Linked DNA regions of Mus musculus: regions 2, 3, 4 and 5 are each linked to region 1. The links are chromatin loops, found by intact Hi-C in ENCODE. Cell type or tissue: heart. All regions are shown on one strand. Region 1 has its middle 56 kb from the start of Edn1. Region 2 overlaps Tmem170b (transmembrane protein 170B). Region 3 overlaps Hivep1 (human immunodeficiency virus type I enhancer binding protein 1). Region 4 holds the start of Hivep1 (human immunodeficiency virus type I enhancer binding protein 1). Region 5 has its middle 70 kb from the start of Gm40925.

Region 1 (5,000 bases):
TGGGCATTGCATTCACAAGTCTTGTCGCCCCTGCCACCACCCCCACCCCAACTGTCCCTATGCTAGCCTTTTCTGACCAGAAGTATCTTTGCTTGGTTTCCTCTCCTCTTACCCTCATCTACAATTATCCAAACTTCCACTACTTCAACCCGCTTTCAGGGGTGGTCTTGGATAAGACTGACTTACAGAATGCCAGGGTTTTGTTCGTTTGTTGGGGGAAGGGGAGGGCGGGGTTTTGCTATGCAGGCTGATACTGACTTGACACTCTCTACATCCTCCAGACTGGTTTCAAACGTGTAGCAATCCTGCCTCGGCCTCCCAAGTGCTGGGATTACAGTTGTGAGCCACCACTCCTGGCATCAGAATGTTTATACTAAAGAGGATCTTTGCAGTCATCTGGTCTACCTGTTTTTTGTTTGTTTTGCTTTGTTTTGTTTTGTTTTTTTTTTTTTCCTCCATAAAGAACAGAAATTGTGGAAACTCCCAAAGTTGCTGACAGAGCCATGATAGCTCAGGACTAATTCTGTATTTTCTCTTAATAATGACTGTAAAGTCCTGACAACCTAATCTCTAACAAACTAAGGTAAAGGTACTGTTATTCCTCAGATTTCCTTGGAATCTAACAATTGGTTCCAAGACCCCTGCAGATTAAGTTTCCACCATAAAAAGGAGTAATGTTTGCACAGGGCCTATACATATCCTCTCATACACTTTATGGATTTGTAAGGTTTATTTTGTGTGTCTGTCTGTCTGTCTGTATGTATGTATGCCTGAGGAGGCTAGAAGAAGGTGTCAGTTCTGTATCTGAAGTCACAGATGATTGTGAGCCATCCTATATGTGTGCTAAGAACTGAACTCTGGTCTTCTGGAAGACAAATGTGCACTCTTAACTGCTGAACCATTTCTCGAGCCCCTCCTATATACTTTAAAGGCTTAGATTATCAATACTGTGTAAAAAGTTGTCATACTTAGTTATTTAGGTAATAATGACAAGAAAATATCTGTTGATTTAATTGCAGAGGCAATATATGTGTGTCCACTTGTGTGTGTGTGTGTGTGTGTGTGTGTGTGTGTGTGTGTGTGTATGAGCTCACGCTCGCACATGCACGTGTATGCCTGCACTTCCACACCACACAGAATCCAGAGTAAGATGATGGGTTTTCTGCTTTCTTGCTCTCTGCCTATGACCTTGAGGTTTGATCTAGAGCTTGGTGCTTTCTGTAGGTTGGCTGGCTAGCAAGCTCCAGGGATGTGGGTGCTAGGGCTCTTAACTTGGGGTGTTTTGCATATGTTACAAGCCACATTCTCAGAAATTCAGAGGTATTTTTTAAATACATATTTGATGTATATCTGGCTGCATCTGGAGATGTGGAAACCACGCCCACAGGAAGTTGACTCCCTACAGGGCTTCACACCCATGGGCAATTGGCCAATGGTGGTATGATGCCAGTTCAGGGAGACCCAGTATATGAGTGTGTGGAAAATGAAGGAGGGTGGGAACATGCTTTGCATGCAGAGCCCCCATGACCCTGGCTCATGCTTGTGGCTGGAGGTATCAAAGGGGAAATGGGCTATTTCCTACTTCGGGATCAATGTCACAAGGTCACCCTCATTTTGCTCATCTCTGTATTCTTTGAATGATTGCTCACTGGGGGACTGAAGGGACACTGTACCACTGTAGATTTGATACAAGATTTACATAAACACCATTGAAAAGGGAACTGTGTCTTGCCGTGCCTCTGACCCTCTTCCTATCCTGGAAGCTCATTTTATGGCTTGTGCTTCGAGGTGATTAGTCACAGGGCTAAGGATTCCACACAGATGTTCGGATCATGGTTTGGAAGCTGGGCTTAGTGACACGGAATGCACTCTCTGTGTGCTGCACCCTGGTTGCAGTTGGAAAAGCCTCCTGATATCAAACTTTAGAATAAAGCACCACCTTGTGGTCTAAAGCATTTATTAAAGTGGAAGAATTGAAGACCTGAACCTGGAAATGCTCCCTCAGCTGGTGGTAAGGAAGCCAGGATCCAAAAACAGAATCTCAGACTAAGCAGAAGCCCCCATGGGAACTTTCTATTGCTGCGGGAGACTTTTAGATCAGCTGATGGTGGCAAGCCTTTTTGTGGAGTGAGTCCCAGGTTTGGGTCATTAATTTACTTCACTCATCACACATCACGATCATTTAATCCTTTCAAAACCACAGCAAAATGGGCCCAATAACATCAATTTATAAGGGAAGAAACTGAGGCTGAGGTCACCAAATGATCCAATCACATATAAGCAGGGGGAAGGACTCGAAGGCAGGTGTCTCCAAATGACGACTCAGCTGACCCCAAGGTCAGCAGATAAGACCAAGATTAGAGACCATTCCTGGCTTCCCCCTAACCTGGGCTGCTAGAATCCTCGTTGGCACTTTCTGATAGGACTTGAAGTTGCCTGCTCTTCAACATTGCATTGACCAAGAAGGTTCCAGACTTACAGAGGGGCAATTCACTGGTACCCCACCACTTTTTGAGACAGTCTGAAGAGAGGAGAAAGTTCTTGTTTGGGGAGATGTGCAAGAGTACATGGGGCCATCATCATCTCATACGCAAACAAAACCAAAAAGTATTATTTGACAAATATTCACTGGGAGAGTTAGAGTGTTTATTCTAAGCAAGATAGATTCTTTAACAGGTAGTTATTTTATTTTATTATGTAGGCTGCTTAGGAAGAAGACTGGATATATCTGTCTGACTAACATGTAAGGTAAGCCATAGCAATCTGAGTCAATCCAAGGGACAGCTTGTACATTATATATCTTGTGACATTGCTCATATCCTTGGCTATGTCACTTTGCCAGTGGGATACCATTATGTCACTTGAGGGCCAGGAAACCCACGACAAGGATGGTGACACTGACACAGGGCCCATCGAAACGGATGGAAAGAGTGAGTCTCAGCTGTCTCAGTTCTAGTCCGTTCCACGCAGACTTCCTTTCTGTTCGCAACGGAGTCTGCTGCTAATTTTAGTAAGGAGATCACTTGCCTACAGTCAGTCTCATTTGATAACATTTCTAGGAACAATGGTTTGCAGGACTTGGAATCTACTTTTTCCAGAGGAGGCTAATTCACGGAGTTTAAGGAGGGATGAAGCTATATGGTAGGAAGTCCCCTGCCAGAGACCAAAAAAGAAAGTGAAAAGCTTTTCTAAAGTACATGAGAAGAGGAAGCATCTCGCATCACGTGGATTGCCTTCCTTTGGAAGAAAGGCTAGTATGTGAGAACTTTGGCCTAGTGTTTTTTTCAAAGCTGCTCTTGCCTTCTTTAATTCCTGTGCTTTTCTTTCCGGTCTCTTAGTTTAGTTTTCAAGTTTTTTCCTATTATTTTTTGTTATTATTATTTGTGTGTGGGCAGGGGATACACATGTGTGTGCATAGATTTGTGTGTGTGTCTGCAGGTGTCCTTGCCTGTGCATGTGTGTGGAGGCCACAGGTCAACAGCAGGTGTCTTCTGCACTCACTCACTCTCCACCTTTTGTTAGTTAGTTTTTGAGACAGGAGCTTGCTGGAACAGCTAGACTAGGAGTCAAAAAGGCCCCTCAGATCTGCCTGGCTTTCTAATCCCTCGCAGACAGGCCTGGGGTTACAGATACACATAGCTGTGCTTGGTTGTTTCCATGGGTTCGGGGGCTCTGAACTCAGGCAACAATCCCACCGAGTCATCTCCACATCCACAAGCAGGCTTTATCATTTTCGAAAGCAGGATTTCATAAAAATAATATTGTGTAAGTCTTTGTGAATATATTCTGCCTTTGGGGGTGACAGAAATGTTTCTTGACAAGTTTCTCACTGAATGGTAGAGAAGTACCCCTCATTCATTCTAGGGCCATAAAACTTATTTCTGAGCTTTAAACAGAAAGAAGGAAACTTCTCCTTCTGGGGATTGTGTGTGTGTGTGTGTGTGAGATAAATAGCATAATCGATTTTAATGCACACTTTATGATTCCAGTTAATGAGTATTTGCATGCCAGCTCCTAATTTAATAAACTAGATTTGCCTTTCTCAAAGTATGGCTTTTTATATAAATTTGCTTTCTCCAAAATGTTAGATAAGGAGGTTGGACTTGGGGTAGGAGCAGGTTCCAAAACCAGTAGCTCCTGCTGTGGGTGAACCCGGGAAGCTTCCTAAGTATGGTTCTTGGCTCAAAATAGAATGCTCCATTCTTAGATTATAAAGAGCTTTTCAGGTAGGTGACAGTTCTGAAAACGTGATAACAATGTAAATCATCTACCATTGTGGGAAAGCGAGGCAGAAACTTTAAAAAGTCAGTCACATCACACCCCCACTCAAGAACATACTAAACAGATGCACATGTGTGGCTTATTTGGTTGCTGAGATCAATTTCTCTACTCTTCTGTAGTTTAGGATCCCCTTTCTAGGAAATGGTGTCACCCACGGTGGGCTTGCTCTTCCTATTTAAGAGCACTCCCCACAGACATGTCTATAGCCCAATCCATTAGAAACAATCTTCATTGAGATGCTCTTCCCAAGTTAATTCTAGGTTGTGTCAAACTGACAATTGACTCTAAATTTTTTTTTTACAAAATTATAAACAAATTTTATAACTAGATTCTTGCACAAAAAAATCACATAGCTATGAGTTAGAACTTATGGGTGATATTCAGCCAAGAGACCTTTTTTTGTGTGAATGTGACTTTCTATGGAATAAAAGAACGGACCTCACAAGTATTTTCTCGTAACATCTATTAAGTGACTGAGTCTTTCAGAGTAGGGACATCTGATAGTTTTCTGACAGTGTGAGTCTCTGTCTTTGTGTATAGATAGTATTACACTGTGCAATCAGAACTCTGAAGAATTCTTCTTCAGCTTTTTATACAGTTTCTACTTCTATGTCTTCCTTTAGGTTTTACATAAAATCTCTACTTCACAAAGTGACTTAAAGCTTAATATTTCTCAGTTTCTCAAAGACTGATATAATGAAAATAAGTTCTTGGCCCCT
Region 2 (5,000 bases), 600 kb before region 1:
TTCCGGTTCCGTAGACATTAGCCACTGACTGTGACAGGCCACAACTGCTTCTACAGTCCTTCACCACACGGGGGTATTTGCCTCTCCTTCTTTCCCTTTCTTTTTTTCCAAGTAAGTATGAAAGTAGAAAAATGTAGACAAACAAATGTGGGATTTTAAAGTTGAGTTTTAGGTAAACTAGAGATTCCTGTGTGGACAGTGTTAGTTTAATATTGTAGTTACAAAGGCAGACACTTTATGTAACCTTTAGACATATGTTTACCATCAGGGATTTATTTTTACAATAGAAATATTAAATGTACTGTGAAGCTTAAAGACAGGAAGACTAGACGTTGGAGGGTGATACTCAGACAAAAGTGTGTTTGGTGAGGTACCCGCGTTATGTGAACATGACTTCCCCTTCTGTTAAGACTATAAACTACACTGTAAGAGTGTGTGTGTTGCATGTTTACATAAAACAATTTCATTCTGAAGGATTATTTCAACTATGTTTATATGTAATACCTAACAGGTTGTAAATAGTGTATACTATTGATTTTTAATTTTATATGAGCGATTTTTTTATTTCCCAAGTCATGTACAAATCTCATTGTGTATATAGCATAACTCCCTGGAGACACAAATTTTGCAGTGAATTTTAAGTATTTTAATCGCTGTAAGCATCATGTTAGCCTCAGAGATGCTGGTCCTTATTTTAAATTATTTTTCACCACACATTTTCTTCAAAGGGCAGCAATAAACATATGCAAGTTATTTTGGTTCTTGAAAGTTGGCCTCAGAAGATAAGAGTGCAGTTCAATTCACAGCTGTAAAGAAAAGATGCACAACTTACACCATCCGCGTCTGGTCCCAGGACAACTTCTGAGATCCATCTGCACATGGCTCTCCTCTTTGTAATATACAGGGTGAACTGTTGAAAACACACAGGACATCTGTCACAGTGAATCCAGCACTTCAGTGTCATTACACAGAATTTATTGGATTAAAGTTTGTAATATACAGTATTTTAATAAAGTTTCTGTATTCAATTTCATGCACTTATATATATAAATAAACCTGTCTTTAAAAACTATACAGTGCTGAACTCCTGGCTTATTTCCATCCTGTCTCTTCCCACCTTGTTCACAGCGGACTCGCTGTGTTCTCATACACCAGTGGAGTGGCCTGGAGGCAGTTTGCCTGCATCTGTAAGATCCTGGGCCCAGACCCTGGTTCCACAAAAGCCATAGAAAATAAAACGTCATGGCCTTTCTGGATCTTCTGTCAGTTTTGTCTGGGCCAGTTTCACCTGTGGACTTTGAAAGTGTTGAAAAGGTTAAGCAGCAGGTTGAAAGACAGTTTAGTTAACTGTTATATTTGCTGGTAACCAATCTTGTCCTAAACCAACCCTGGGCCACATACGCATTTATTTCTACAAGTCACTATTCTAAAAATGAAGTCACAGGACTGGGGTGGTGGCTCAGTCAGTAATGCTGGTTGCATCCAGAGCTCCAGCACTCATGTAAAACATCAAATGTAAGGTCACAGAGACAAAAGGCACCCTGTGTTTGCTCCTTAGCCAGTCCTGATTGATAAGTTCTAGGTCCAGTAGAGACCGTCTCTAAAAATAAGGTATCCTTAGCGAGATGGGTAGTGAATGAAGGCACTTGCCACAGAATCTGATGACCTAAGTTCAGTCTCCAGTACCCATATGGTGGAGAAAGTTCAGATATAAATGGAGAGTGATGGGAAGGCATCAGTCATCGGCCTTGATACACACATAACATGGCAATATGGAACCTGGGAGTCAATATGTAGTCAGAGTTCTTAAAAGATTGCTGAGGGAGATGCCAGGCTAACCATCCTCTTGAGGAGGGAGCAGAGAGCCACTCCCTATGAATGTCACTGGGACAAAAAGTAGCCTAACTGCATGTTAAGGATGCAGACAATTTTCACATGTACTGGTGTTTATCTAATTCTTACTAAACTGAAGTCTACTTTCCTTTTCTTTTGGAACAGAAGACGTTCTCATTCTGCCATAAGAATAACTTTCCAGCCGGGCGTGGTGGCGCACGCCTTTAATCCCAGCACTCGGGAGGCAGAGGCAGGCGGATTTCTGAGTTCAAGGCCAGCCTGGTCTACAAAGTGAGTTTCAAGACAGCCAGGGCTATACAGAGAAACCCTGTCTCGAAACCCCCCTCCCCCCAAAAAAAAGAATACCTTTCCACAGAGACTGTGAACCCAATCCAACCAAACAAGAACTCGAGACGGAAGGTACATCTTGCACAAATGCACACAAAGTTTATTACTTTGTATCATCTTTCTTGGGCTCAGAGTAATATTTTGAAATGTTTTTGAAACGGGTAAGTATCCTTAAATATTTTATATCCGCTGAGCATTGTGAGAAGACCCTAAATTTCAGACAAGATCAGAGACAAAGAAAACCCAGAAAAAAAGACACTTGAGTCCTCTTCCAAGCCACCTAGTGGAGGACAAGTCCTGCTCAGGCAGGAGAGACCAGCTCAGACTCACTGTCACTGAATGGGCACGCACGCCTAAGTTAGGGATGAACAAGGTCTGTGTTTTTAGGAACAATGAAGGAAATCAAACCCCATGGTGGATCTCTCAGACGGAAGTTGGATCTACCTCCAGAAACACTTGAGAAACATCTCTACCTCTTAGGACTGTCTACGTGCACTGAAGTTTTCGTTATTTTTTTGTTACCAGAGCCAGTCTTGGGCTCATAGTCCTGAGGAGAATTTATAGAAGGGAATTGGGTTGGCTGGTTTAGTTGCCAGGCCATATTTTGCCACTAGATGGCAGAGTTGTTCCACCTTTTTCTACTTGGGCATCCAGATTAATTTAGTTTGTCCTTTTGGGCTTATTCCCTTAAGACACGGCTAATTTTTTGTTTAACACATACGTAAGTAAATTAAACGTGAGAAAAAGCATGGTTTCTGCATGCCATTGTTGGTCAATTTTTACTTCTTAAGAATGTTTAAGATACACTGTTGAGGGTTGTTTCCAAATAGAAAATTTCACATTAGTTGTAATAATGTGATTTTTTTTTAAACTATGTCACTAGCCTGGCCTTGATTTATGTATTTTTTAATTCAAATACTTATTGCCTAGTGATACTTTATCAAATTGAGTATAGTACGTAGCAAGTGTCAGTTACATAGTGTCTAGGGGACGAAGCCTACTACAAATATTCCACAACCTTAAGGCACTATGACCGTTGCCTATCAGGTCCTGGTCTGCCACCCATTGCTTTAACATGGCCATGATCAGTTTCTGTGACTCTGTTTAAACACCAGTAAACCCAGAATAATTTCTATATTCAACCTATAATTCTGCTTCCTCTGTCATCCATTTATCTGTCTTCAGGACAGACAGACAGACAGTAATTCTAGGGAGTGGTAATGAACAAAGCAAGAACCAGATTCAGTGTTGGGGAGTAGGTACAGTGCATGTTGAGAAATTTCTTTCAAACTTAAACTGTCCCCTTGACCAGGGTGCTACTCTGGCGACAGAGCCCGCTGGGGGATTTTTTTTCTTTCTTTTTTTAGAAACAGTTATGGAGAGGAGCCTTACAAAGCAGAATGGATGAACTTGCTCAGCCAGCAAATTCCTTGCATTCCCTAGACCAAATATGTCCATGCTGAGGAAGCCACAGCAGTGACTTTAGTGAGGTCCTCTGAAGGACAGGCATGACGCGCCTGTCAGCTGTGCCACCAGGTCACCAGCCACCTCAGATCCTGTTGCTGTTGGCTTTGTGTATTGTTGTACAGAAATAACTATAGCTCGGACCCCCGAAGGGCAGGTGCTTTTATGTCCATAGCTTTTTTGACTTGAAAAGCACACAGCACATTACCCAGTGTGCTCTGACCTCTGTAGGGACTGTGCAGACAAACACGGAAGGCGCTTCCAGCTGTGGTCAGGACACCTTGAGAAGAGGACCTGAGAGTTTTCATAAGCCTGCTCTTCCTTCCTTGTCCCTTTATGTTGGGACTAGTGCCATTGGGTGATTCCAAACAGCGATACAAGAAGGTAGCAGGGCACCCTACAGAAATGGGTGGGATTTGTCCCTAAGGAGAGACCTGGTCATCTTTCTGGACTGACCTCTGTGTACATGAGACTCCATTTTAAACCTAATGTCTTGTCTACTTCCCCAAAGTAAATGAACTCTCCTTCTCTTCTCAGAGGTTGAGCTGCCGTGGTTTGTGTCACACCATCTGAACAGGTGCATTCTCTTACATCCCTGGACTGGGACTGAGCTGTCACTGTGAACTCAACGCTAACCTAAGCTTCAGCCGTAACCCTCACTGTACCCTCAACACCAGTACTATGTTTGAAACGTTAGTGTCTACGATTCTCAGTTCAAACATGTGTAATTTGAGCTACTTGGGTTTTCAAGGTCAATGAGAAGGCAAGAGAAATTCAAATTTAAATCATAACCTCTCTCTCCCCCACCCCACCCCCGTGGTGTGTGTGTGTGTGTGTGTGTTTGTTCTCATGTGTGCCTAGAGAAATATAAAAGCTGCTATTATTGGCAGAGCAGTAATTCTGCTGTTTCCCAACCTTCAATGTCAAACCTCTCCAACGTGCTTCATTTTATCTTCCCAGTCTGATATGACTCGGGAAGCATTATTGTTGTTTATTTAGGGAATTTGTTGGTCCTGTTTGGGTTGCAACCCAGGGTTTTGTGCACACCAGGAAAGCATTCTTCCATGGGGATAGACCCCAATGTGTGTTTTGTTCCTGCTTTTCTGTCCAGAATACATTTACTCGTTAAACAAAGGTCTTTCATGGAACTTGGGCAGCTGGTTAAACAAAGTCTGTTCTGAGGGCCACCCTACAGTGACTACAGCAGCCCTTGTCTGGACTCTGGTAAGCCTCGGGGGCCAGTGGGTTCTTTGGGCATGGATTATTTCCTGGACAGCCTGAGTCCAGCTCTTCTACATGTTAAGCTTCATCTTAACACTTTGTAAAGAAAGCAGAAAGGCCTACCTGAGACTCTG
Region 3 (5,000 bases), 70 kb before region 1:
AGAGCACACTCCACACACATGTGCATACTTCATGCATACATACATACATACATACATACATACATACATACATACACACATACACACACACACACACACACACACACACACACACAATAAGAGAAGAAGGCCTGTTACATTTGGTACACATCCATGAAAGTCACAGCCTTAAACTTAGCCCTTGATTATTACAGACATGGGGAGTGGGGAGTCTTTAAAAACAAACAGCAGGACATAATTCAGGAGATTTGATTCTTCCAGAAGCCTTGGTGCTTTTCCAGTTAAAAGGCACATTTAGGGTCCTGGTTACCAAACCGTTCTTTTCTCTAGGTCATAAATAATCATTACCAAGGAATGTCTGAGCCTTTCTTCATTAAACAAGGACATGTTGAACACTCAAATGCAACTGCATGATTTCTGCTAAGCCTGGTGGGCTGCTCCTCGTTGTTTAAACACCATCACCATTTGGTAGTCTCTTGGTCAGCTGTACAGCTGTACAGCTGTACAGCTTTGTGGGGAAACTTGAAGCTTTTAAATATGTTGTCCTTTAGTTATTCCTCTATAGGAATAACTTGTCCTTGTTTTATTGTGAAGATTTCGATTGTTCTTGATTACATATGTGCATGTTTGCCTAAGTGTGGCTCTGTGCGTGTGTATGCAGTGCTTGCTGAGGCCAGAAAAAATACTGGATCCCTGGGAGTTAGAGGCGAGCTGCTTGACGTGGGTGATGCAGACTGAAGTCTGACCCTCTGCACAGCAGCACGTGCTCTCCAGCCCATTGTAGTTCTCACTGAAGGTTCTCTCTACACTTAGTCTCCTTAGCTTCACTGGCCTCAGTCTCTATGTCCCAGCTGTCAGGTGATAGTTTTCTCATGCACATTCTCCACTGACAGAATATGTTCAGTGAAGTCAGAGAGACCCGGTGAGGTGGGCTGCAGATCCTTGCGTTTCCTGATTCTCTAGCGGGCCCTTGCAGCAGTGGGCTTTGTAGGCTTCCCCTCACTCCGCTAGCACAGGAATTTATGATGTCATTTTCAGTGGCGCTGGCTCAAGGATGGAGAATCAAGTAGAGTTGAATATACATTTTTGTACACAGCCATTATAATTTGCAATTATACATTTGCAATTTAGAAGTTGTTACCACTTAGCTTTAAAATTAGCAATGTATAATGTATAATTATGGTATAAGCTCCTGAAAAGTTGGATCTTTTCAACTTCATACTGCACATTCCCATAGTCTTGCCATATAAAATTATGTGGCCTCAGGAGTCTTGCCCTTGTGTTTTGAGGGTATTAAGGAATATATCTTCGTTTGCACCTTTGTGTCAAAAATGGTGCCACCAGCAATTTGCTTTTCAGCCTTTGATCCAAAGAATGTTTTCATCAACAGAGTGCTAGACTTCAGCACAAGGAATGTTAATGTGTGTCCTCAGTGGCCAGCCCAGGGACAGCAGCCTCAAAGGGCTAGTGCAGGGAGAAGTATGCTTTGCAATGGAATTTTAAGTACTGACCTATATACATGAGATAATGGTTCAGACCACAGGCTTGCAAGCCTGGGTCATGTTTACCCTTAGAAGCACTGAGTGAATTTTATAAAAGTACTAGCAACATTTTCCTTCTAAATGAGGCCAGTAGGCTGTCAGTACCAGATTTTTCACACAAACATCTATTGTCTTTAAGTTTCTTTGTAGAATAGGAAATCATAATGGCCTTTAAGACGTATACTTAGTGCAGTGTTGATAGCAATTACTTACAAACAACAGAGCAAGGGTGGCCTTCTGGTTTATGCCTAAAGCTAACAGTCTGCAGTTCTGGCCCACTGTGTTCATGTAGGTTGCTTTCCTACTTTAAATAGAAGCATTATTCACAAGCTTTACAGAAGGGTTTCCCTGGCTGCTGTTGTTTGGCTTTCAACCTAGTACTTCCTAACTGGGAGGAAAATAAATCCAGACTAGTTATAACAAAAGAGTTGGGGAGGGGACCTTGTCTTCTGGGCTGCTGCTGTCTTTGTGGCTCCAGCTCATCCAGCAGGTGTCACTGTCTGGCAGCGGTGGGAGCAGATTATGGCTCATCCAGGCAGCCTTGGGAAGAAGGTCCTTTCCCAAAGAAATTCTCAGGGAAGCCTTTGTTATAAGCTTTTTCGAGCATTCATTTTGGAGGGGGGAAAAAAAACCCCACTGCTACATTAAAAGATTCTCTTTTCCTTCTTGGGTTAAATTGTACATGCAAAAAAGAAATAACTTTTGTAATCTAAAAATTGTGTCATGTGTTAGAAACATTTACAGTGAATGGGGATTGTGTCTGGAAGAACAAATTGCATGGAGCTTTTAAGTGCCATTTATTTACAAATTTGTTAAGCAAATGTGGATGTCTTCTCCATAGCCTCTAATGGCTACCACAGAGAAGCCAGAGCATTTATCTTCCTGGGGTATTAGCCTATGTTGTACACACTAAAAATAATAATGGCTGCAATATGATAATAAGAAGGCAGTGAGTCCTGTTGGAATGGTGAGGAGAGTCTGGGGTTCACATGCTGGTTGGATGCTGTCTTAGTCAGGATTTCTATTCCTGCACAAACATCATGACCAAGAAGCAAGTTGGGGAGGAAAGGGTTTATTCGGCTTACACTTCCATATTGCTGTCCATCACCAAGGAAGTCAGGACTGGAACTCAAGCAGGTCAGGAAGCAGGAGCTGATGCAGAGGCCATGGAGGGATGTTCTTTACTGGCTTGCCTCACCTGACTTGCTCAGCCTGCTTTCTTATAGAACCAAGACTACCAGTCCTGAGATGGTCCCACCCACAAGGGGCCTTTCCCCCTTGATCACTAATTGAGAAAATGCCTTAGAGTTGGCTCTCATGGAGGCATTTCCTCAACTGAAGCTCCTTTCCCTGTGATAACCCAGCTGTGTCAAGTTGACACAAAACTAGCCAGTACAGATGCTTTCCAGCCATCTAAGCCCCTAACTTCCTTTGTAAGGTATGTTATCTATTAACTGTCATATCATAGGGATTTTGTTTTGATTTGGTAACATGATACAAACAGCCTGGCGCCGGCAACCTTTTTCTTAAAGTGCCGGGTAGTAAGTATCTCAGGCATGCTTGGCTGTATGTTCTCTGTTGTCACTGCTAGCAAACTCCAGTTGTACTGCAGCATACAAACAAGCTTGCTGTGCCCCCACCACCACCACAAAATTTTCTTTACAAGAATAGACAGTGAGCCAAATGTGGTAGTGACTAGAGTTGCCAGGCCAGGTAACCAAGGAACTGTGAGTGCCGCCATAGTTACTATGTTAAATAGCACATCAATTTCATAAACTCATACTCGGTGAGGCTTTGGAGAAATGGCCAAGTCTGTGTCACCTCTTTGCATACTGATAAAAGCTACAAACAGGACTAGAAAGATGGCTCAGCAATTAAGAACACTTACTGCTCCCAGCACCCACATGGTGGCTCACAAACCTCTGTAAATCCAGTTTCAGGGAGATACTGAAGCCTCTTCTAGCCTCCCTTAGTGCCTGTGTACACATACTATACATACACAATGCAGGCTGAAGAGTCATGGAATAAAGATACATCTTTAAAAACATTTTTAGTTAAAAAACAAAACAACAACAAAAATAACAAAAATCAAAACAAACAAAACCAGCCAGGCATTTCCTGGGGACCAGTCCTGATTCACTGCCAGCAGGCGTCTCTGGGAGCTGGCCTCTTAACTAGCATACAGCAGTACATAACCAGTACAGCAGAACTGAACAGGCGCTTAGAGCCCTGTTGTGGAAAGAACTGTCTTCTGGGAATGACCTAGAAATTGTGTGAGAGAAGGCTCAAACGCCATGTATACAAGGCCCTTCCCCTAGGCTGAGAGGCTGACAGTTGCTGGAGTTGGGGTGATTCTTCTTAGCATTGTAGCTGCCTGTATCTGTAACCCCAATTCCAACCAAGCTGGACTTAGGTAGAATGATTGCTGTGGTGTGGCTATATAAGGTTCTTAGAGCGTTTTCATGTATCTCCAGGAAACTCTATCTTCTACTCATGGATATTACCCACCTTATCATTTTCTTTGTTCCAAAATACTGGACTGGTTTGACAAATAGATGGTAATCCACTATTCATTTGTAGATTTCCAGAACTTTTGACAGTGACCTTTCTCTTTGGGAAATTCAGACACCAATTCTCTCAGAGAAAGAAAGACCATTCTCTCCAGACCCTGGGAAGGGAGCTGAAAGAAAAGAATGGCAGTCTCTCCTTGGGTTCCCTCAGCATCAAGGCTGATGGCTCTTTCGAGGAAGGAAGTTTAGAGCTGTATGACAACTAACCCTGACAACTCACTCTTAAACTTTGTTAGGGAGATAAAACATTAAGAAATTAAGTTCAATTATTAGTTTACACTCTCCTTGGAGGCTATGCTTCATATAGTCTGCTATCCATAATCAGATAATTATATGAAGCTTTTAATGTCTCTGCCTTTAAACAAGGAACTCATGTGTATCTTTAATAAGCTAGCTTAATAACTATAATCTATTGTTGACCTTTCAGATCATCCTCTAGTCAGTTTTAAATATGGCTGAATGGAAGTGTTTAGCACAAACCGTGTGCATTGAATCTCAACTCTGTATAACACTAAAACTCATTAACTGCATTTTTCACTTACTGTAACCCTTAATTAGTGCTGGTTTTAATTATGACCAGGTGGTGTTGGCATATATATACTGCTAAGCTAAATTCTCTACTAGTATAGATGGCTGGAGCAAGAGTAGAGCCATTTTACATTCATATGTACAATTGAGTAAGAAAGGCAAGAGTAGGAAGAACACTATTGGATAGTAAAAAATAAATAAGTGTAAAGCATGCACCTAGGTTAGGGTGCGTGCCATAATTTCCAGTGCCTGTAGGTGCCAGTGCTTGTAGAAGAGATAGAATTCATTTCAAGTGTTGACTCCTATTAACAGTGGGAGATGCTTACCAGAGAAGTCTTGATGTGATGTGAATTTATAGAAA
Region 4 (5,000 bases), 190 kb before region 1:
TTTAACATAGCTGCCTTTCCCTGCATTTTGGTATGGAAAAAAAAAAAAACGCATTTAGACAATTCAGAAAACTTACCAGGAAAGTGTTCTTATATTAACTATCTCAGAGAGAAGTTTTAATACTGGTTTGTTGCTCAAGAAAACACAGTAAAATGACAAATCAAAACCAGATATGCAGTTTTCTCAAACGCTCTTAGCATTGCTGTATCTTGGAGACATCCTGGGTTCATGGATACATTTCTGTTGTCTTCAGCAAATATTGAGTTAAAAATTTCTCTCTGGCACTTAACTTTTTTTTCTTCTCTTTCTGTTTCAAGTAACAAAAACTCGACTTCTGAAGACTTTTTGTTTTTAATCTTAACACATTATCTATGTCTGCATGTTTATCTTTTGGTTCAAACAGCTCGGCTGGGGGAGGGGAACTACATTATATGTTTTATGAATCCTACCCATTGGGTATTTCATTTAATAAAATAGAAGACATCTTACTGGAATATTAAAATGGTACTCTTTCATTGTAAGGCTGACATAGTATTACCCACCACCCGAGCTTTCTAGCTGCATAATCTTTGCTCCTATGACCAAATTTACTTTTTGGTAGGCATATTTTCTTCCTCTGCAAAACATTATTTTTGGCTCTAAGCTTGCCATTACCAAGTATTCCATTTTTAATAATTTCCATTCTGGGGCTTTGTGCTTTTCTTAGCTCCAGCAAGCTAGAGGTAGGACTTCCTCGGGGGATTTTAGGGGTCAACCGTTAGCAGGAACGACCTGGACATCTTTATGAAAGCCTAAGGGAGCAAAACAAGTTTGCACAGATGGTCAGCTGTTAGTGGGCGTATGATCGCTTAACAAAGAATATTTTTGTTTTGCGCCTTTTTTTTTTTAACACCTTATTCTTTCCAACTTTGAGGTGGCCCGTACAATCTTCTATCGGCTTTTTTTTTTTTTTGTGGATGCGTGTAATTTTTAAGTTCAAACTGCTAGTATTATGCCTACCCTTGAAAACCTGCTTCGTTCCCCAGAGTCAGCTCTCCTGATATTTCCAGAAGTTTCCAGTTCCCGTTCTCTAACGCTTTCTAGCAGCCGGGGTCAAACTCTGGTTTGTAATAAATTAGTCTGTCTTCCCTGTTCACTCCCCCAGAGTTCCAGAAGCCTGCTGGGTGGCTCCGCCCCGCACCCCCTCTTCGGCTTCCAAAGTTCCCTCGCGGGTTAGTCCCCAGCTGACAGGCAGCTAAGGAGGGGTTAACTGCGCTCGCCGCTGCTTAGGCTCTGGGAAGCACCGGCTCTCTCCGGAATAACCTTGGCTTTCCTCGGTCTTTTAATAGAACATCCGCCACCAAAAAAGTGGTTTCAGTTTAGGGCTTAATAACACGTCCCCTCTGACCCTCCAAGTCAACAACCCAGCCCCCTTTCATTCTCTCTCTCTTTTTTAAAAGTTATTTTTTAAAGTTAATGCGTTTCAAGTTTCACTATGATTTTCCCCTTCCCTCTACGCGGAGCAGAGGAAACCCCCTTGGGGTCCCCCCTCCCTCCAGGGTCCTCCTCCTCCTCCTCCTCCCTACCAGGGCCAGGGCGAGGGGCGGGGCTGGGAGACACCATGACGTCACCGGGCCGGCCCACAGCCTGCTCTAGAAAGTCAAAAGACGGTAAAGAGAATCCGGCCCCGCCCGGCCCCGCCCCTCCTCCCGGGCCAACCGCCCCCGACTGCGGCCCGGCCGGGCTTCCCCGGGCCGCGGAGCCCCGCCTCCGCTGCCGCCCCGCCCCGCCCCGCCCTTCGGGCCGCGCCTCCTCCTGCGTCCTGGGTCCCCGCGGCGGGGCCTGCGGCGGGCGGGCGGGCGGGCGGGGCGGCAGGGGGCCCCGGGCCGGCTTCACAGGAGCCCGCCCTCCCGCCGCAGCCCCCGCCCCGCCGCCCCCGGGGATCCCCTGCTGCCCCGCCCACGCGCGGGGGGAAGCCGCCGACCTTCGCCCTGGCCGCCCTCGCGCTGCCAGCCGTCCTCACGGACACCCGGGAGAGGTAAAGGCCGCTCTCCCGCCGGGTTCCACTCGGTCCCTCCCGCGCCCAGCTCGCGCCTCGGTGCCCGTCGGGAGGAGGCTCCGCTTGTGCTGATGTCCCGGTTGTCAAGTGCAGCGCAGTTCCCGACGGGTGCGGGGCCGGGCGCGGCGGTGGGGGCGCTGCACCCGGGAGAGCGCGGCGCGGGGGGCGGGGGCCGGGACCACCTCCCCCTGGCGGGCGGGCGCGCGGGTGTGCGTGTGAGTGAGTGTGTGCGCGTGTGCCGGCGCCGACCTTGCGGAGGGGATGCTGCGTGCGGGAGCCGCTTGCCACTTCGGCGGGTCCTGGCCGCACGGGCGGCGGGAGCTGCGGTCCTGCGAGCCCAGCAGGTACGGAGGGCCGGCCTCCTGGTCGCCGCGGCCGCTTCTCGCAGGAGGGCTCGGCGGGGCTGCGGGAGACCAGGCCGCGGCTTCCGCACCTCCCGGCTTTGTGGCTCGCTTTCCCTTTCGGTCTTTGCCCGGAGTGCCTGTTTACTCCGGGCCACCTGGGTAGTTTCCCTCCCCGTAGGGCGCGCGCCCGCCGCTGGTGGGTCGGGGCCGGTGGGTAGGGGCGCGGGGCGGCTTGGGCTCGCCGCGGGGTCGGGCTCCAGCCGGAGTTGCGGCTAGAGAGGGGAGGGGGCTGTGGCGAGGCTGGCGCGAGGAGGAGTCTCAAGGCTGCTGCTCTCGCCGACTCTGTCCTCCTCCTCCTCCTCCTCCTGCTCTCCGCATCCACTCTAGGCTCCTTCCGGAGCTGGCACTTCCATTCCCCCCTCCTTCTGGCATGCGAAGCGCTTTGTTCAGTGCAGCGTTGCAGAGGGGTTTTCCCAGGCTCCGCCCTCCACATTCATTCATGTTTTTTCTCCTTGTGACTGTCTTTACGCTTTTTTGATTGTGTCCTGTTTTTGCACCTTGTAGTATGTATTTCTTTCTCGAGAAAGAATGGTCGATCACTGGTCCTAGTCGCCACGGTGGTGCTGTCGTCTTTGAAAATAACCACTTCTCCACCGCGGATTTAAATGTGGGCTGGACAGCTAGGGACAGGGGGGCTGGAGGCTGCAAAACCGGGTCGCACAAAGCTGTTACAGGTTGGGAATTTGCATATTTTAACATTTAAGCTTGGGAGCTGTGGGAGGTCACGTGATCGGCTTACAATCCGAGTTCACGCTTTAAAAACTTCGTAATATCGTGACCGCTTAAAAGCTTTAGTTTTAATACGGAACGGAACACTTACAGCTTTATCTTTAAATTCTCTGTGCAGTCAAAACCTTTTTGGATGCTATAGCTGATGCCTCTGTGGTAGGGGGAGTTGAGGAGCTCTATCTTTCACCCATCATTGACCGTCCTGTTTCTTATTCTTCCCCTGGCGTTAGATTGGGGATAGTTTGTGTTATGCCGACTAATAGCCGTGTTAAGAGCCGTGTTGCTTACAGTCGCAAGCACGGTAATAGCCGCCTTTTCCTTATGCGTTTTAACTAAAGTGAAAACATACATCTAAAACCTTAGTCTGGGATACATGTTCTTTACCTTAGAGGCGTTCTTCCAGGGAATTAATATTTCAGCATTTTCATGTGGTAGGCAAAGCTTCTACATTGTGTAGCTTACTCCTCAGTCCTTAGCCCGTTTGGGGTGGATAATGTTTCCTGATTTTACAGCTTGGGAAATCTGATCTTCTTTTCTGAGAGCTTAAGTACCTTGAACAAGGCCACACAGAATGGGGTAAAGCCTGGCCTTGAACCTGGTCAGGTTTGATTCCAAAGTATGTCTTCATGATTTGCTGTGTCATTCATCCCTTTGGGAGGGGATTGTCCTTGGTAGGTAAATGTTATCTTCTCAGAGGAAATGGGCAAGGTGTCATGTGGGGCCACGTTCTGAGGAAGATTTCATAATCTCTCTCTAAACTTGTTTTTTTTTTGTTTTGTTTTGTTTTTTGTTTTGTTTTCTCTTTGTAAAATGGATGAATTGGAGTTGTTAATTTTTTTTTAATCTCTCCCAAAACTTTTTTCCCCTACCTCTGTAAAATGGCTGAGTTTGAGCAGTTGATTCGGTTGTTAGGATTAAATTAGGTGATAAGTAGAAACTCTACAGTAAACCCAATAAGTGTTCTCTTGTGTCGTGTACAGTAATAGATATGAGAGGTTTTAAACAAAAGCATCCTTAGTCTATTGTGTTTGCTTAGTGATTAAACTTGGTTTCACCCCATAGGGCCTGCTTAATGGGCTTTGCTTATCAGCACTGTTGCAGGAAGTTGAAGCTAAACTTTTAACTGATTATTGAGAAAGAATCTAGTGGAAGAGGAGAGAGGGAGGTTGCTGATTTGGACAGATGGGTGGTTAACTTTCAGGCACGTTCAACCTTTTGGCATTGCAACATAGGCTGGAGGACCTTGCAACAGAGTTACAAAAAAAAATCTCAAAAGAAATCTTGTAATGTTTTAAGTAAGTTTACTATTTTGTGTTAGGCAGCATTAGTAAAGGCAGCATGAGTAGAGATCTTCAGTCAGACTTAGTCCTTGGGCTGTAGGTTGGACATGCCTGTTGGGTCTTGGCATGATGCATTTCAGCTTGAAAAAGCAGAGTCAGGACAGACTAGGTTGTGCTGCAGTAACAAGTAATTCCCAAGCCTCAGATGCTTAAGTCAACAAAGGACTGCTTTTTGTTTAGGCAGCGTGATCATCTTGTGTCACTGGCAATGCAACTTTTTTAGTCACACATGCTGATTGGAACAGTGCCTGGCCTGTGCCAGAGGGGACAGAATGCTCTGGAATATCTTGCTTTGATAACTAAGTGCGCCAACATGGATTCGAGGCATGTCTGTGGTCTACTCAAAGGTCAACATGTAGCCGCTGATCACAGGCATGTGCAGTCCCGCCAAGGCATGTCAGCCATCACTGGGGAACAGCCACCATTGCAACTGTGCATGTTAACTGAGTCAACTGAAGTGACATGGCCAGGACATTGGGCTTCCCTTAT
Region 5 (5,000 bases), 500 kb before region 1:
CTGGGGAACAGAAAGAGGGGGTGAGGGAGAATCATTTCTGTTGCTGCAATAAAATATTGATGTTGTCAAAAGTAACTTAGGGTTTATTCAACTTATGGTTCCAGGCCATTGCCCACTACTGTGGTGAAGTCCAGGTAGGAATCTAAAGTAGCATGTTCTCAGTCAACAGCAGAAAATAATTACATGAATATTTTTTCCTGCCTAGTTCTCAGCTAGTTCTGTCTCCTCTCCTACAGTCCCAAGCCCCTCCTATGAGATGATGCTGTACAATTCAGTGTGGATCTCCCCACATTAGTTAACAATCAAGACAATCATCCACAGACATGCACACAGACCAACCTGACCCAGATAATTTCCCATTAAGGCTCTTCCTAGGTGAGTCTAGGTCGGGCTAAGTTGACAGTTGAGACCAGCGAGGTAGGGGAGAAAGAGGGAGGGAGAAAAAGGGAAGAAGGAAGAAAGGAAGGAAGAGAGGATAAAGTATATAGAAAGCATGTTTATGGAAAATTCATATATGTCATACATGTCATATTCTGGTGGGGTATGTAACTTGATGGCCTTGAATATCTATATGTAAATCCTGGATGACTTTTCTGGTACTGCCAAAATGATTATAAATAAATATGAGGATATAGTTTAATACTTTAAAAATGTTATGTGATGTTTAACCTCACTCAAGAATAATTTAAGCTAAAACTCTACTGAGATTCCATTTCCTCCCATAGGATTGGTACAGAGAAAACTCAAAGTTATAATTCAATATATTACTGAAGATTTTGGAAAACAGAGCCCCATTCTCTGTCAGGGTGGATAGACTCTGATAAAGGATAATTTGGCAGTAACTGTCAAAAGTAAAAATATACATATCCCTCTGATCCAGTAACTCCACTTCTAGGAATTAGTCTAAATATATTCTGGCATGTGTACAAATGATGTCTGTATGAAGATATTCACCACAGTGCCAACTTGTAATAGTAAACGATTGAAGAAGGTCTGAATTTACACCAACAGGGAACTGATTAAATAAACTATGATGCGCACAACATACTTCTATGTAGTTCTTTAGAGAGGACAAAGTAGCCTGCATTACACTGAGTCAGAGTTGTCAACAATGTTCATTGAAAGTTAAAAATAAGAGCAACCAGACAGCAGGATATTATTTTTTTTAAAGAGCCTACTTATATCTGTTTTAAGTACAATTAACTCATGTGGACTTATAGTTGCTTGGAAGAAGGAAACTAGGTGGACTAAGGTTTTTTTTTTTTTTTTTTTAAGCCTTTTCTAATGTTGTCACTATTATACACTCTGAGTTCTACACTATGTGCCTGTGCTGACCATGGGGGTCCAGGAGCATGGGGTCAGGTCTGCTCAGCTTCTGGCCGGGCTATTTGCTTGATTACAATGTGGAAGAAGAGTGGACAAGCAAGCAAGAGAGGCATGTTTGTGAGAGAGAGCAGAGTGAGGCTGAGCATCTCCACACAGAGCTCGTCTAGCTCCTGAGGGGACTAGCCCAGTCTCTATAGAAAGACACCCACCCATTTTTGACCATTTTATCCCATTGCTTTATTTCCTATCAATTCCCACGTTTTTACAGTCCCCTTACTTCTCAGTACCATTAGACAAAGGACACATGAACCTCTGGGAAACGGTCCATTGCATAAACTCAAAATCATTGTCAAAAACCCGAAAGTTTAGAGAAGGATCTGAAAGGATGGTGCCCTGCGTTAATGAGGCTCATGTCAATGGAATGCCAGGAGTGGAGTTGGTTGTAAATTGTTGGTAATTGGATTGGAGTGTAGGAGAATGAAGGAAGGCTGGGAGCAGATAAGAACACTAAGTCACTTGATGAACTAGGTCAGTTTTATAGGGAAACCACATCTTTAAAAGCCTCGAGGCCATCTTTTCTCTGATGTAAGCTTGTCAAGGTCAAAGGTGACTTAAATTTCCTTGGTTTTTTTTTTTTTTCCTTATACCCAGTAGGGTGTCAGACTGTGTAGAGATACCTAATAAATTGTGTTAGATATACATCTCAGATGTAATTACTGAAGCGGTATTTTTATTTTTTTACTTTTCAGAAGGTACCTTGATTATTTGCCTAAGTGCAGAGGATGGACATCAAAGAAGTTCAAGGTGTGACACCACCATGGGACACGGCCTGTTTAACAAAGGAGATTCGCTAATCAAAACAAGGCATAGGAATTTCACAACCCAAGATAACTGTGTTTCAACACCTCTAAGAAAGGAAGAATTAATTCAACCACCAGGGGGCTCTCATCTTCTCATTTAATGGAAGGCTTAGCACATAATGAAGAGAAAAATACAGTTGAAGCCCAGAAGGACACACACACACACACACACACACACACACACACAGAGGAGGGTAGGAGGCGACGTCCCTCCTCCCTGTTAAATTTATGCAACCATTGTCAAGACATCCTGCCAAGCCAACTTAATATAAGATGGGAGATTGAATGTAAACAAATGTGCTCTGAATACTCCATCTCCAAATGTTGAGCAGGCCCTCCTCCTTGTCTTTTCCTAATTGCTGTTTGAATTTATTTCTGGTGCACTGTGTTGCAGGAGCTGCCTGGAAGCGTTGTCCATCCATATGCTGGGTGGGAAGGGGGAGGATATGGCAACAGCGCCTCTTTCTTCTCTTTAGGTGACTCTATTGACGCTGTGTTAATTACTGAAGATGCAGTACTGGGGAAAACCCACTGAAATCTAAGGTTTCTGGTGTCCGTGGCATTCGTGATATGTGTTGTCTTCATTGTCCTTCTTTGTATTCTTTTTAATATACGATGTGGTGTGACCTGGGACCCTCTTGCTTTCTTGGTGATACTCAGTGAGTTTTCTTTCCTCCCACCCACATCTTATTCCTTGGGTCAGCATTGCTCCTTTGTGTGCCAAGGATTTAGCACTAAATCTGACCAGGGCTTGCAAGTGATGACCAATCAAATCCCTCGTGGCATTGAGGGAGCCCTTGTATCACGAGAACGGAGAAGGAAAAACAAATGCTATTGGGTGAGTCCTTATTACTATTGTCTATTCTCCTGGTAACCAGCAGAAAGCTGGCATCATGCTTCCGATTTGCATAAGAAGAGACCAAACTCTGCAGGGCTGAGTCACCTATGACTATAAGTGCTGTAGAATTGGAACTAATTGGATTTAGAGTGCCTAGAGAGTCTACTTTTTTTTTTTTCCACCTTGACATTTTAGGAGCTCACAGAAAGTGAATTAACCATTCTGGCTTTCGGTCTTTTTGGACATCACTTTTCCCTCAAACCATTCAGGGTGTTTGGGACAGTTAGCTTCTTGGAGGAGCCTCAAGGCCACAGCATGGTAATAACTATTAGGAGTGTGTCTCAGTGGGCTCCTCCTGGTATTTGAGAGAGAGGAGAGGTATTTGGGTTCCTTGTCATCTACAGCATGTGGGTGGCAATGAGAACCTTTGGAGATCTTTTATAGTAACTGCTACACTCTGGCCATAGCTGCTCTTCTACTCCAGCTAGTAATGACCTCTGAGCTGAGCTGAGCTTCCTGACTCTAAACACAGGTGGGCTTCTTGGCCCACCCTCCTCCCCCAGACATGATTGCACTCCTTGCTTAGGATGTTATGAAGTGCTCGCACCGAGTTTATCACAGGCCCTGGAGCCTATCTAGAAGCCGCCATTATGATGAGCCAGTATCAAGGGATTGTGACTTTCTTAGGAACTTTCCCTGACTCTTCCAGACCTTCTCATAGGAAGCCATCCTACGAGGTAGCGGAAGCTATCTTTTCAGCCTGTCATTATTCAGAACAATGGCTTTTAGCACCCATTCAGGAAGTCCTGCCCCAGGACCAGAGGCTTATGAGCTCCATTAGCCACAGACTGACAGATTGACACAGGCTGTGGGCGGGGACAAAGTGTCTTGTGAAGCAAGCAGCTCCTATCCCTTCTTGGAACTCAACATTCTATGAGGGTCGTATGTGGAACAGTCTCAGAAATTAATTTTCAAACAGCACTCATCCATTTATTTGATCTTCGTTAACTCTGTTCCACTGGTTGGGTTCATTCTAGGAAGCGCGGGCTGTTGTTCCCTTGATTGGATGGCTGGTGTGGCATCTGGGAAGACTCTTGAATGAAGAGAGGAGGGAGTGGGAACTTGGCAAGCAGAAGCCGAAGGATTATTATAGGCCTATGAGTCACAGGGACTGCAGGCAAATGATACAGAGTGGGCTGATGGAGGGAGTGTGGGCAGCGAGCAAGCTTGAGGTAGACTGAGAGGAAGGAACTAATGCAAGGAGCAACGCTTTGGGAGTATGTTAGTCAGGCTCTGCAGAGAGACAGCACCAATCGGATTCGAGTGCATGTCGAAGGCAATTTCATTCAAGGAATAGGCTCCAGGGATGACAGGATCTGGCAATTCTCAAATGTGCAGGCTGGAGGCCCAGGGAAAATGCTGATGTGGAATGTCAAAAGTATCCCCACAGGTGCCACCCCCGCGGTGCTCACAGCCTGGTGTTCAATGCCCGGAAAACACATCGGTTCACGTCTATAGGGAGCTGTGAGAAGTCTCGACCCAAAGTCTCTATAGATGCTTCCATGCCTCTAGCAGAGTTTGGCTCCAGGCTGTGCCTCAAGCTCACCTCTGCTGCGTACCCAGTGAGGCCAGGTCTCCAGTTCTGCTTATCTGGTTTGGCACTGGCTGCTCAAAGCAGCTAGGAAAGCAGCCAGTGGTTCGAAGACAATTTAAGCAGGATTCTTCTACGTGGAGGGGAATTTCAGCTTTGGCTGCGTATTAGAACTATCTTTAAACACCTAGCGCGGGGTTCATAGTGCAGACAAATTCAGAATCTCTGTGCTGGGGGTGAAGAGAACATCCGAAAAATTGTATTCCTGTAAGCGCCTGGCTGTGTCATCTAGCCTAATCACCTCACAAAGGTAAGGTTACCACTAACATGTAAATTTCGAAGTTCATTTTAACACATGGATTCTTGGGTGACACTTTCAAACCAT

What was found. Peaks named below come from ENCODE experiments on the same cell type or tissue, not always from the same donor. Only the 100,000 strongest peaks of a DNase experiment are listed, where the experiment ranks them.
Region 2: it touches region 1 in a loop (8-fold over the local background); 16 of 42 quality-filtered maps call a loop at or near these places.
Region 3: a loop joins it to region 1, with 6 times the contacts of the local background. A loop is called at or near these places in 9 of 42 quality-filtered maps.
Region 4: it touches region 1 in a loop (2.6-fold over the local background); 10 of 42 quality-filtered maps call a loop at or near these places.
Region 5: it touches region 1 in a loop (9-fold over the local background); 6 of 42 quality-filtered maps call a loop at or near these places.

What each region holds. Positions count from the first base shown.
Region 1 is chr13:42,242,998-42,247,997 of GRCm38, forward strand. No RefSeq gene overlaps it. Among named protein-coding and RNA genes, the nearest start is that of Edn1, 56 kb to the right of the region's middle. In heart, a CTCF peak has its summit at 1,967 (motif pointing left); no DNase peak of the experiment used is centred here; H3K27ac peaks cover 2,044 bases.
Region 2 is chr13:41,640,284-41,645,283 of GRCm38, forward strand. Tmem170b (transmembrane protein 170B) reads left to right here. Exons shown (of 3, transcript NM_001163572.2): 3 at 1-1,071. Among named protein-coding and RNA genes, the nearest start is that of Gm5082, 6.1 kb to the right of the region's middle. RefSeq lists an enhancer at 2,929-4,400. In heart, a CTCF peak has its summit at 2,791 (motif pointing right); a DNase peak (open chromatin) is centred at 3,678; H3K27ac peaks cover 2,622 bases.
Region 3 is chr13:42,173,185-42,178,184 of GRCm38, forward strand. The region is part of intron 7 of Hivep1 (human immunodeficiency virus type I enhancer binding protein 1); the gene reads left to right. Among named protein-coding and RNA genes, the nearest start is that of Gm32778, 11 kb to the right of the region's middle. In heart, a CTCF peak has its summit at 2,021 (motif pointing right); no DNase peak of the experiment used is centred here; H3K27ac peaks cover 662 bases.
Region 4 is chr13:42,050,074-42,055,073 of GRCm38, forward strand. It overlaps Hivep1 (human immunodeficiency virus type I enhancer binding protein 1), which reads left to right and starts at 1,948. Exons shown (of 9, transcript NM_007772.2): 1 at 1,948-2,017. It overlaps Gm28707 (a long non-coding RNA gene), which reads left to right. Exons shown (of 2, transcript XR_001780922.2): 2 at 1-494. In heart, CTCF peaks have their summits at 2,249 (motif pointing left) and 3,382; DNase peaks (open chromatin) are centred at 1,258, 1,618 and 2,798; H3K4me3 peaks cover 3,877 bases; H3K27ac peaks cover 3,617 bases.
Region 5 is chr13:41,744,871-41,749,870 of GRCm38, forward strand. No RefSeq gene overlaps it. Among named protein-coding and RNA genes, the nearest start is that of Gm40925, 70 kb to the left of the region's middle. In heart, CTCF peaks have their summits at 2,246 (motif pointing right) and 2,445; a DNase peak (open chromatin) is centred at 4,151; H3K27ac peaks cover 928 bases.